Regions from separate parts of the Homo sapiens genome. Here region 2 is linked to region 1. A link is an interaction called in ENCODE POLR2A ChIA-PET data of the cell type or tissue named here. Cell type or tissue: CD4-positive, alpha-beta T cell. All regions are shown on one strand. Links, peaks and the distances in the headings refer to the core of each region. The heading gives the core; the rest is flanking DNA. Region 1 overlaps CLCN3 (chloride voltage-gated channel 3). Region 2 has its middle 36 kb from the start of CBR4-DT.

Region 1 (5,383 bases), core at 216-5,215:
AAATTTAAGTACTTCTAATATTGTAGATTTCTCAGATCATTACTGTTACAAGGGGCGGCTTAAAGGTAGAACTCTTAAAATATTATTATCATCTATTCTGCCTTCCTGGTTTGTAGATACAGAGACATCCCAGAGAGGTTGTGATTTATCCAGATTTCCACATCAAGTTGAGATTACAGTGGAGGGTGCGTTCGAAAGTAAAAATAACTTCTCCTTTTGAATTTTGATGGCTTCATGTGTGCTACTTGTGATTTTGGTTCTTTAGAATTCATCCTGAGCATTTTTCCAGAGCTATGCCTAGGAATTCTTGAATTTGTCTTCTGCTCTCTCTCTATCTGGGCTCCACCCTGACTGTAATTCAGTTTGTTAATATGGTAATAAAAAGTCTCTATCAAAGTCCTCTTATGTGTCAAAGTCCTCTTTTGCCACATCTTCCAGTCTACCTTGTGCTTTTCTAAATTGTGATTGGACTTAACCTGTGTACTGATTCTTTTACTTTAAGAAAGTGGCAGTTGTGGACCCCATAAACACAAGAGATGTGTTTACTTCTGAAGTTTTAAAGATTTTTAGGTTTATTATTACAAAAGTAATATATTTGTTTAAACAGTGTGGAATTATATAAACACTGAATGTACTCCTCAACCTCTCTACCTTATGTCTCAGTGATAACAATTGCTAAGGGCTTGATGTGTTTTATTCTAAACTTAATTCTATACAAATATAATTATATAGATATATATTATATATACACACAATTGTTTATCTTTAAAAATAATTCAAATATGGCTACAAAACTTTTACAATATGAAGCATTGTCAGTATTTATTTTACCGGGAGGATTTCCCCCATCAGTGAGTGCTGACTGTCATTTTCATTCTTTATGATCAAGTTGTAGATCAGGAAAAACAAGTTAAGAGAGTGCCTACAAATACCGGGAAAACTTGTGGATAGATTTTCATTTTTTATGTAAAGACATATAAGAACATGAATGGTATAAAAACAAAATCCTTTATAAATGCCATACAATTATATATTTAGAAAAATTATATGGTGGTAAAACATATAAAAGAACCACACACTCCCAAATTTACATTGAGCTAATTTAGTACAGTTAGCCTTTGTCAAAGCTTTCCTTGTTTAAAAAAACTATTGGCTCAGTGTGCAGGAAGGAGCATAGGAGAAAAAATTGCCAAGAATATTTGAAAAATACAGAAAATAAAGAAAAAAATCACCTACTATCCTATCAAAAATTTTAATAGCTAGAATCAGGATAAGATAGAATATTCCTGTGGCAGTAATTCTAGTCTATATTCCTTTCCTGGAACCCTGTCTCCCAAATTTCAGGTGAGATTTTATAAGAAGCTCTGTTTATCTGAGATTTAAAATATAAAAACTTGATTTAACCTATACAGTTTTTTAAAAAGACCCTAAATAAGTAAAATTTAGTACTCCACAAATTGAAGAGAATTTCTCTCTTCTCTTTACTGCCCTCTGAGTTTTCTCTTTCCTTCTCTCACCTCCAATTTTCATGTAAACACTTTCAGTTCGAGTGGACCTTAGAGATTGTCTCATTCAATACTTTAGGAAAACAAATTTTATAGAACCCTTGAGTTCTGTGGAATTGCTTCTAATGAACAACACCTTTTGTTGTTGTTGTTGTTTAGTGACACTGTGTAACAGGCATTTCAGGAGGAGAATCTCCCAGTCTAGAGGAATCCTCTCAGAGGTAGCTATAAAATATTGAACTCTGATCTTCAATAAGCATTGTGCGGTTTTTGTTTTTGTTTTTAATGACAGTTTTAAACAAGAAAGTTGCTTTATTTCTGAACTTCATAAAAATTTCTATTAAAGAGACAATTTCTGAATTTTATAACAATTTCTAGAACAGTTGAGTACCTCACTTTGAGACACATTTTTGCTAAAAGTTAAAAACACAAAACCCTTATGAGATAAAATAGGAAGCTAGTAGAGATAGGAAAGCCCTCTGCTTAGTAAACCTCTTTTTTGCGTAGTTTAGACACATACAATAGTAAAGTTACTTAGTACGTTGATAGTTTTCTTTCTCCTCAAAAGCTACAATGTCTTACTAGCTAGTTCCTTCAAGAAAGGAAACAAGAAGCCGCTGGAGGAGATTGGTGAGTGGGATAAAACACTATTCAACTCTTCAGTTATTCGGTTTTTAAATCCTCAATGAAAGGCTGCTGTATTATAGAGTATTTTTTTTTTATTTTTAATAGACTTAGAACCAAGTTTCTTGAGAAACCTTTGGCATATTGTAGTTTTTTTATGGCTATGACTCACATGACATTACTGTATAAAACTAGTACATTCTCTCGTAAAACCACACAAACTTACTAGAGTGCTGCTCTCATTTTTCTACATTAGAAATGAAAAAGGGCATTGTCTGCATTCAAAATTTCCTTTTTACATCTCTGTATTACTTTTTCCCCTTTATATTTATCTTAAAACCAAAAGAAATAATGTTTCTATTGTTTTACTGTAGTTACCACTGATGCTACCGAAGCTGTATTGTGAGTGTTTCAAAATTCTCAAACCAGTTTTGTGTGTTGTACTTGGAGCTTAGTCATTGTCATACGTAGCAGGACCTGATTAAGAAGGCTGTGCCGCCTCTAAGCCTTGCTAGATTGTAGCCACTAGCAACCAGGCTGCAATAATTTCCCTTTGATGACATCATCCACTGTGGAAGAACCCAGTTGCTTCAGCGAGTCGAACTACAGTTTTAACCTCATCAAATATGGCATCTCCCTTGCTTGCTGCAGCAGGGATGGAAGAAATGTCACTTTCTTTTTAAGCTAGCAAGCTTTTTCTTTTTCTTTTTCTTCTTCTATTTAAAAATTCTAATCATGGATGCTTCTTCCGACCCTTATTTGCCTTATGACGGGGGAGGAGACAGTATTCCCCTGAGGGAATTACATAAAAGAGGTAATACTATCCCCTTGCTGTGAATTCTCTGTTGGTATGTTTTGCATGCGGCTGGGCGGTCCTCTAGCTTAAACTGGTTCTCGTTTGTCCTTTAAATACTGCAGTACGTTGTTTAGTTGCCCTGGGTTGTTAGTAAGGGGAAAATGCAACCTTCTGAATGGTTGTGTAGCCATCCCTGATTGTTTTCTCTGTGCAGATTAGTACTGCTTCAGATCACGTCGGGCTCCGACTCCATCTTCTGCATGAAAATCTTCTTTCTAACTCTGAAAATGAATTAATCTGCTTTTACAGCCAACTAAAGTCGTGTTGGTTGGCATCTAAAAAGTAATGTTTTTCTTCCTTCAGAAAACTTACATTTCCTTTAATTTACACAGAGAAATCAGGTGCCTATGTACCATTATATTTTAGCTGCTGCCAATTACCATGTAGATTTTACACCACAAAGTAAATTTATAGCAAAAGCTTTACCTACATTTTAGAACATTTTAAAATGATAGTAAAGATGAATAATTTCTATATTAATACTTTTTATTTAATATGTATTTCGGCTGAGTAACATACTACATTGTCTTCCACAGGTATCTTGTGAAATTTGATATGATAAAACACATTTGACTAAATGTCAGAAAAAATAATATTGGTTTGTGAAAAGCAGAAGAGCACCCAGCATGCCTGTAAATCTTTTGGCAGGCACTTCCTCAGTCTCCTTAAAATTAATTGCATGTTAATTACTACCCTTTTTTTCATTTTTGTTTAATTGCTTATTCGAAAAACAGACTGGTCGACATTTGTTGTCCTAGAAAAAAATTGAACTTCAAGAAAAATCTCTTAGCTTATGTGACTTCATTTTTGAGCCACATTAGTTTGAATTACTGCATGATATTATAAACTCACCTTATGATTTAACCCAAACTTTTATTTGTAAGTATATAAGGAAGTAATAATGTTTTTCTAATATAATTAGCCTGCTTTATTTAAAATATACTTTGTGTTCTGATAACACTTTTTTTTTAGTATTAAGTTCCACTATAATTTAAACATTATAATGTATTCAACAAATGTCTGTTGGTTGCATTGTGTCTGCTACACACTATTTTAGGGTCTGAACAGTTGTAGCATTATTTATCTTGCAGTATTCTGTAGTTAGTAAAAACTTGCTTTTTACATTTTGAGAAAAGCTGTGTAAGGATCATGTTACATACATTGTGCTTTCTCTTACAGAGTTACCTTCTTAATAAAATTTTGATATATGTGTATATGTATATGTTAGAACATTTGGAAGAAATATCTAAAAGCATAAAGAAGAAAATAATTTCTTGTAATCACACCACCCAGAGCTTTTTAAATTTTTTTTCTTAATGTTACGATCATAAATTCTTCTATTTCCTATGTTCTGATTATCAGTTTTCTGGTAAGGAGTTCTTTAAACAGGAAGCAAGGTGAATGAATAGTGACTGTTCAAATGTCACATTATTTGCTAATCAGTAATTAAACTGTAAAACAAGACAGACTGTATTTTCCTCATGCTATTACAACATTTGGTTGTTAATGATGATAGATCAGAATACCTGGGCTTCAGAAATTTAAATTCCTTTTGTGAAGCTTAACAGTCTTTGACAGAACTTACTTATGGACTGTCTTAGTGTAAAATATGCAAATAATAAGAAATAAGTCAAAACTTATGTGAGAGTAGGCATGGTTACTGATATTACCTAAACGTAAGCTTTTTATTTCTATTATACTTTCATAAATAATCCTTTAAGAATCTTGCTTAGGATCTAAATCAGTCCCACTCTTGGCAGCTCAAATAGGTTCTTTATCCCTTGATGAGACTTATTCTATTAATATAAGTCATTGTTATTTGAAAGTAACATTGTGTATGTGTAGTAGAGATAAGTCAGTTATTAGGCTTTCGTGACTGTACTGTATTACCTCAAACATACTGTAGTATCCTAGTGTCTATGCGTAAGATGTTATTTTTTGTCCATAATTTATGACCTGTTGTAGCCATGGGTCAACACAATGGAATTGATGGAGACAGGCAGCTAACAAATCGAAAAAACTGAATCAGCTTCCCTGTGAGGAAGAACAAAACTATAATGATTAAAATTGATCTTCAGCCTGATAGTGAAGAGGCAGATAAAGTATAAAATTGTGAAGGATATCAATAAAGTAAACATGGATCTGTTTAGTAAATCCCTGAGTGCTATAGCCAAGGATTACCTTTGTTGAGTAAATTGAATTTAATACTACTTTTCAAGGCGAGATGGTAAATGGTGAAGCTTCCTATTTAAGTAAATAATGTCAAGTCTGGAAGTATAAGTAGATTCAAATTAGAATTAGTTTGATATACTATTGATAGATTAGAAATTAAGATGACATTTCAGAAATAGCCATCTTTAGGGGTAGATTTCCTATATAGAAACAATCAAGCTCTCTC
Region 2 (5,383 bases), core at 124-5,123, 610 kb before region 1:
TTGAAGTGAGCCGAGATGGTGCCATTGCACTCCAGCCTGGGCAACAAGAGTGAAACTCCATCTCAAAAAAAAAGAGTAAAGGAAAAACAATCTAGCCAAGATTTTTAATTATAGAAATCTGTTAATATAAAATTTATAATATCAACTTTATATTTTCTATAAAATGCTACACAGAGGCCAAGAGTGGTGGTTCATGCCTATAATCCCAATACTTGGGGATGTTGAGCTGGAGGACTGCTTGAGCCCAGGAGCTCAAGATCAGCCTGGGCAACATAGCAAGGCTCCATCTCTACAGAAAAAAAAAAAAATTATAAATTAGCTGGGCATAGTGGGGCCTGCCTTTAGTCCCAGCTACTCAGGATGCTGAGGTAGGAGGATCATTTCAGCCCAGGAGTTTGAGACTGTGCTGAGCCATGATTGTGTCACTGTACTCCATCCTGGGTGACAGAGCAAGACCCTGTCTCAAAAAAAAAAAAAAAAAAAAAGCTACCCATTAGGTCCAAGTTGTACTCAAAGTGATTAGGTTATGAAATTGAGGCTTGCCATGAAGGTGGTTATATTAAACAAGTAACTTGTATTACCTTGATAAGATTATTACACTTTCTTCTGCTTATTAATGTTGAAACATTTATAAGTTAGGAATGCTTTGGTTATAAATAGCAACATATCTGACTATAATTTACATCTGTAGAGCTGTTCTGGCTCCTTATACTATGTAACAAAACACTCACAAATTTGTGGCTTAAAACAATATTCATTTTGCTTCCAAATCTGCAATTTGGGCAGGGCTCAGCAGGGGAAGCTCATCTGCGCTCCACTTGGCTTCAGCTGGGAGTGGGCCGCAATCACCTGAAGGCTATTCACCTGCTTACTTGGTGCCTGAGTAGATTCAAATGTCTAGGGGCTGGAACAGCTGGGGCCCCTTGGGCATGTATCCCTTTGTGCTTCCTCCATGTGATCACTCCAGCATGTTGCTCTCTTCCATTTGTTAGAAGCAACAAGCTCAAGCTGATCCATAATCAAGGGAAAAAGAATTAGACTTTTCCTTTTGATGGGAAGAGAGTCATCAAATAACTTGTGAATCTGTTTTTCTTGCATAAGAAAAAGTACAAAGAGCAATATCCCAAGGCTATTGCAATGGCTCAACAATGTTATTAAGAAACCAGACAGTACTGGGCATGGTGGCTCACGCTTGTAATTCCAACAATTTGGGAGGCCAAGGTAGGAGGATTACTTGAGGTGAGGAGTTCGAGACCAGCCTGGGCAACATAGGGAGACCTCCGTCTCTACTAAACTTTGTTTTTTTAATTAGCTGGGTGTGGTAGTGCATGTCTGTATTCCCAGCTACTTGGGAGGCTGAGGTGGGAGGATCACTTGAGCCAAGGAGGTTGAGGCTGCAGTGAGCTATGATCACATCCCTACATTTTAGCCTGGGTGACAGAGCAAGACCCTGTCTCTAAAAAAACCAAACCAAACAAAAAACAGCCCAGTCTCATGCAGTGGCTCACACTTGTAATCCTAGCAGTTTTGAGAGGCTGAAGCCTGAGGCCAGGAGTTTGAGACCAGCTTGGGCAACACAGTGAGACCACTGCCTCAAAAAAAACAAAACAAACAAACAAAAAAACCAAAAAAACCCCAAGCTCTTTTGACCATTTTTCTCAGCATCTTTAGGGTCTTGGCTTATCATGTTATGTTGATATAATGGAATGGCTTCTGCATCTCCAGTCATCACACCTGTATTTTAGGCAGAACAAAGGCAGAATGTCATTTATTCTCCACCGTGCCCCGGTATAACCATGCGGCTGAATTCCTCTTAGATTAAATTGCATCGCATGGCGCTGTCAGGAGCTCAGTAGAGCTGGAAGGGAGCTGAGCTGTCAGGTGTTAGAGTAGCCACTTGAAGCTACAACAAGCACAAATGGAAGTAATAGCGAAGACTTTAATCCCGCACTGCAGTAGTACAAGCAAGAGGCTAACACTGGAGGGAGTGCTGAGCTCTCCTGCTTCATTTTCCCCTTGGAACAATGCACCCATACGGTTCAGGGTCAGGAGGATCAGCACAGATGTGGGGGTCATCTCACTCTTGAGGGGGCCCCTAACCAAAGGCTTCCTGAAGGGTTGTGGACCAGGGGCTGGGGAGTTGGGTAGTGAGAGGGGAAAAAGCTGAGAGTGTAAAAGTACTGAGTCAGAGTGAAGAAAGGTGTCTTCCCTTAAGGGTCCCTGAGCCCTCCGAACAGAGCACCTGGACTAGGAAAGCAGATCCACAAAAGGGCAGGAGCAGCCAGAGGAGGCTGACCTCTTGCCAGAGACTCTCTGAGGTGGCACCGGCTGTGCAGCCTTCCGGTGAGGCCTGACGGGTGATGCCTCTGGAATAGCAGTCGGTCAGGCCTGAAAAAAATCACACATGGGTTTGGTTTTGTTGTTGTTGTTGTTTTGTTTTTGTTTTTGTTTGTTGGAGACGGAGTCTCGTTCTGTCACCCAGGCTGGAGTGCAGTGGCGCGATCTTGGCTTACTGAAAGCTCCGCCTCCCGGGTTCAAGCGATCCTTCTGCCTCAACCTCCCGAGTAGCTGGGATTACAGGCGCCCGTACCACGCCCAAGCTGATTTTTGTATTTTTAGTAGAGACAGGGTTTCACCATATTGGCCAGGCTGGTCTCAAACTCCTGACCTCAGGTGATCCTCCCGCCTCGGCCTCCTAAAGTGCTGGGATTACGGTCGTGAGCCACCGTGCCCAGCCACACATGGGATTTAAGCAGGAACCAGACTCCTCGGGTTCCACCTAGCCATGGGCAATTGGGGAAGTTGAAAATTTCTCTCTTTAGCCTCCACAACAGAGAAAGACAAGGGCACAGGTGACTGGCAATGAATGGCGAGTGAACAGATGGACGTTATCTGCCAGGCAGCATAAATTCCCAGAAAGAATGCTCAATGTTTGATGATTCAACTATACATTTTAAAACATGTTGTATGTTATATATGTAGCAGACATCAAATAAGAGAAAATGTGAGTTTGAGCAGAGAAATGTCAGGGAAAAAAATTGGGGAGGGAGGAAATGAGAGGAAAGGGTAGGGACAAAGACGGATCCTCTGAAGTCCACAAGGACAAGAGGTGAGTCCAACACCTGGGACTTTAGTTTCTCAAACCCAAGTTAGGTTGGTTTTGGTTTCATGTGACTTGCATGGTGGGGACAGGCCCTCCTGTGTCCTGTCCCTTCTGCATCTCGCACCCACTGTGCCTTGCCTCACAGCATCACAAAATTTGTGTAGCTTCTTTCTGGCAGTAGCAGGATAACTCCTTTGTCAGCATTAAAGATTTATAATCCAGGCCCGGCGCAGTGGCTCACGCCTGTAATCTCAGCACTTTGGGATACCGAGGCGGATGGATCACCTGAAGTCAGGAGTTCGAGACCAGCCTGGCCAACATGGCAGAACCCCATCTCTACTAAAAATACTAAAACTAGCTGGGCATGGTGGCATGTGCCTGTAATCCCAGCTACTCAGGAGGCTGAGGTGGGAGAATCACTTGAACTTGGGAGGCAGAGGTTGTAGTGAGCTGAGATAGCACCATTGCACTCCAGCCTGGGTGACAGAGTAAGGCCCTGTCTCAAAAAAAAAAAAAAAAAAAAAAAAAAAAAAAGATTTGTAATCCCAAATGAGTCCTGCAGTTTTCCAGGCTCCTCTTCAAGCAGAAAGTTCTGCAAATGAACGCCCCTAGCCCTGCATGTTTATTTACCATCTTCTCTGTTAGGCTTCAACAGCTGTAGGACCGTGCTCATATAAAAAAGAAAAGAAAAGAAGGGAAAAAAGTCTTCCTGCTAAATTCATTTCTTTAACATTTAATTTTTTTTTCCTGCCAAAGTCAGAGATGAATTAGCAATTACTTGGGAGCCAATTAAAATTCATAGTAAGCTATTCTCTGACCCTTGGGTCAGGAACAAATTTCCTATAAACCTTAGGAGGGTATCTCTCCTGGGTTTTTTGAGGGTGAGAAAAATTCATATCCTGCGCTCCAGTTCTCATTCCTCATACAGAGTGGTGGCCAGCGTGTTCCTGAGACATTGTTTGTGCAACCCAGAGACAACTCTTAATTCCCCGCTCAGTTATTTCTCTGTGATTTGGAGAGAAGATGTGGCTACAGCTGCCAGTGACTCTCAGCTGCGATTCTATGGAAGTTGTGGCAAGAAGACACAACTGAAGAAGGGAAAGATTCTCTGTTTTCCACAGTTCTGAGATTTGTGCCTTGCCTCACAGCATCGCAAAATTTGTGTAGCTTCTTTCTGGCAGCAGCAGGATAACTCCTTTGTCAGCATTAAAGATTTATAATCTGTAGAGCTGAGAAGAGAGCTGAGAAGAGACCTGAGTAGAAAGCTAGCATTACCAGGTGTTTAGCAGGTGTCAAAAACATGTTAAAGTTGAAGAGCGTCTTCTTTTCCATGAGGCAATGATACAATTGCATGGTGTAGGATCTGTGAGTGACTCTATACAAATAGAAAAGTCTATGTCACAATGTTTAGAACTTCCCACCCCAGTAGGATTAGAAAACTCTCAGATTCCTGGTAGTTGACAAATCCTTTTTGTTGGTGAGAAAAAACAACCTTTGACTTGGAGTCATTAAAAGGATTGGATACCTAAAAGGATTGGATACGTGCGAAGAAAGACAGTCTCTTTCTGCCTCTATATTTATATAAGAGCAAACGCTTTCCAGCATGGCACATCTGAAGATAATATGCCATCTCTGATACTGTGCTGTCAAAGGGACAGGAAAAAAAAAAGATTTATATAAAAAGAAATGCAAATATAACTAGCTAGTTAGCCAAGAGGGCAAAAGGAGGGAAGGCTTACATTAACCTGATCTTCACAGTCTCTAAAAACCTGACAAGAGAAATATGAATTTTAACTAGCTGCCAAGCAATTGGTTATTCATGCATGACATGAAAAGCAGGGGAAACTTTAATTTTCTCCTTGTCAGTTTTAAACAGAGAGGCTGTCAATTCAGCAAGTGCAGCTACTAAACATATTACAGAAGGGCACCATCCTACCAACATCCAGTCTCAAGATGACATCAGGCCCAGGACTGCAGCACCATTATGCTTTCATCACATTGCAAACAGCCCTGCCCCTGTTATGCACTGTTTCTTTCTTTCTTTCTTTCTTTTTTTTTTGAGACGGAGTCTCGCTCTGTCACCAGGCTGGAGTGCAGTGGCGTGATCTCAGCTCACTGCAGCCTCCGCCTCCCGGATTCAAGCGAGTCTCCAGCCTCCCGAATAGCTGGGATTACAGGCACTCGCCATCATGCCCGGCTAATTTTTGTATTTTAGTAGAGATGGGGTTTCACCACATTGGCCAGGCTGGTCTTGAACTCCTGACCTCAGGTGATCCGCCC

Evidence for each region. ChIA-PET counts read pairs that join two places held together with the same protein. Peaks named below come from ENCODE experiments on the same cell type or tissue, not always from the same donor. Only the 100,000 strongest peaks of a DNase experiment are listed, where the experiment ranks them.
Region 2: POLR2A ChIA-PET joins it to region 1 with 6 read pairs; 2 of 35 experiments call an interaction of 5 or more read pairs at or near these places.

The regions. Positions count from the first base shown.
Region 1 is chr4:169,657,506-169,662,888 of GRCh38, forward strand. All of the region lies in intron 2 of CLCN3 (chloride voltage-gated channel 3), which reads left to right. Among named protein-coding and RNA genes, the nearest start is that of CLCN3, 40 kb to the left of the region's middle. RefSeq lists enhancers at 2,673-3,545, 2,728-2,827 and a silencer at 3,128-3,187. In CD4-positive, alpha-beta T cell, for the core only: no CTCF peak of the experiment used is centred there; a DNase peak (open chromatin) is centred at 2,666; H3K4me3 peaks cover 945 bases; H3K27ac peaks cover 1,161 bases.
Region 2 is chr4:169,044,113-169,049,495 of GRCh38, forward strand. No RefSeq gene overlaps it. Among named protein-coding and RNA genes, the nearest start is that of CBR4-DT, 36 kb to the left of the region's middle. In CD4-positive, alpha-beta T cell, for the core only: no CTCF peak of the experiment used is centred there; no DNase peak of the experiment used is centred there.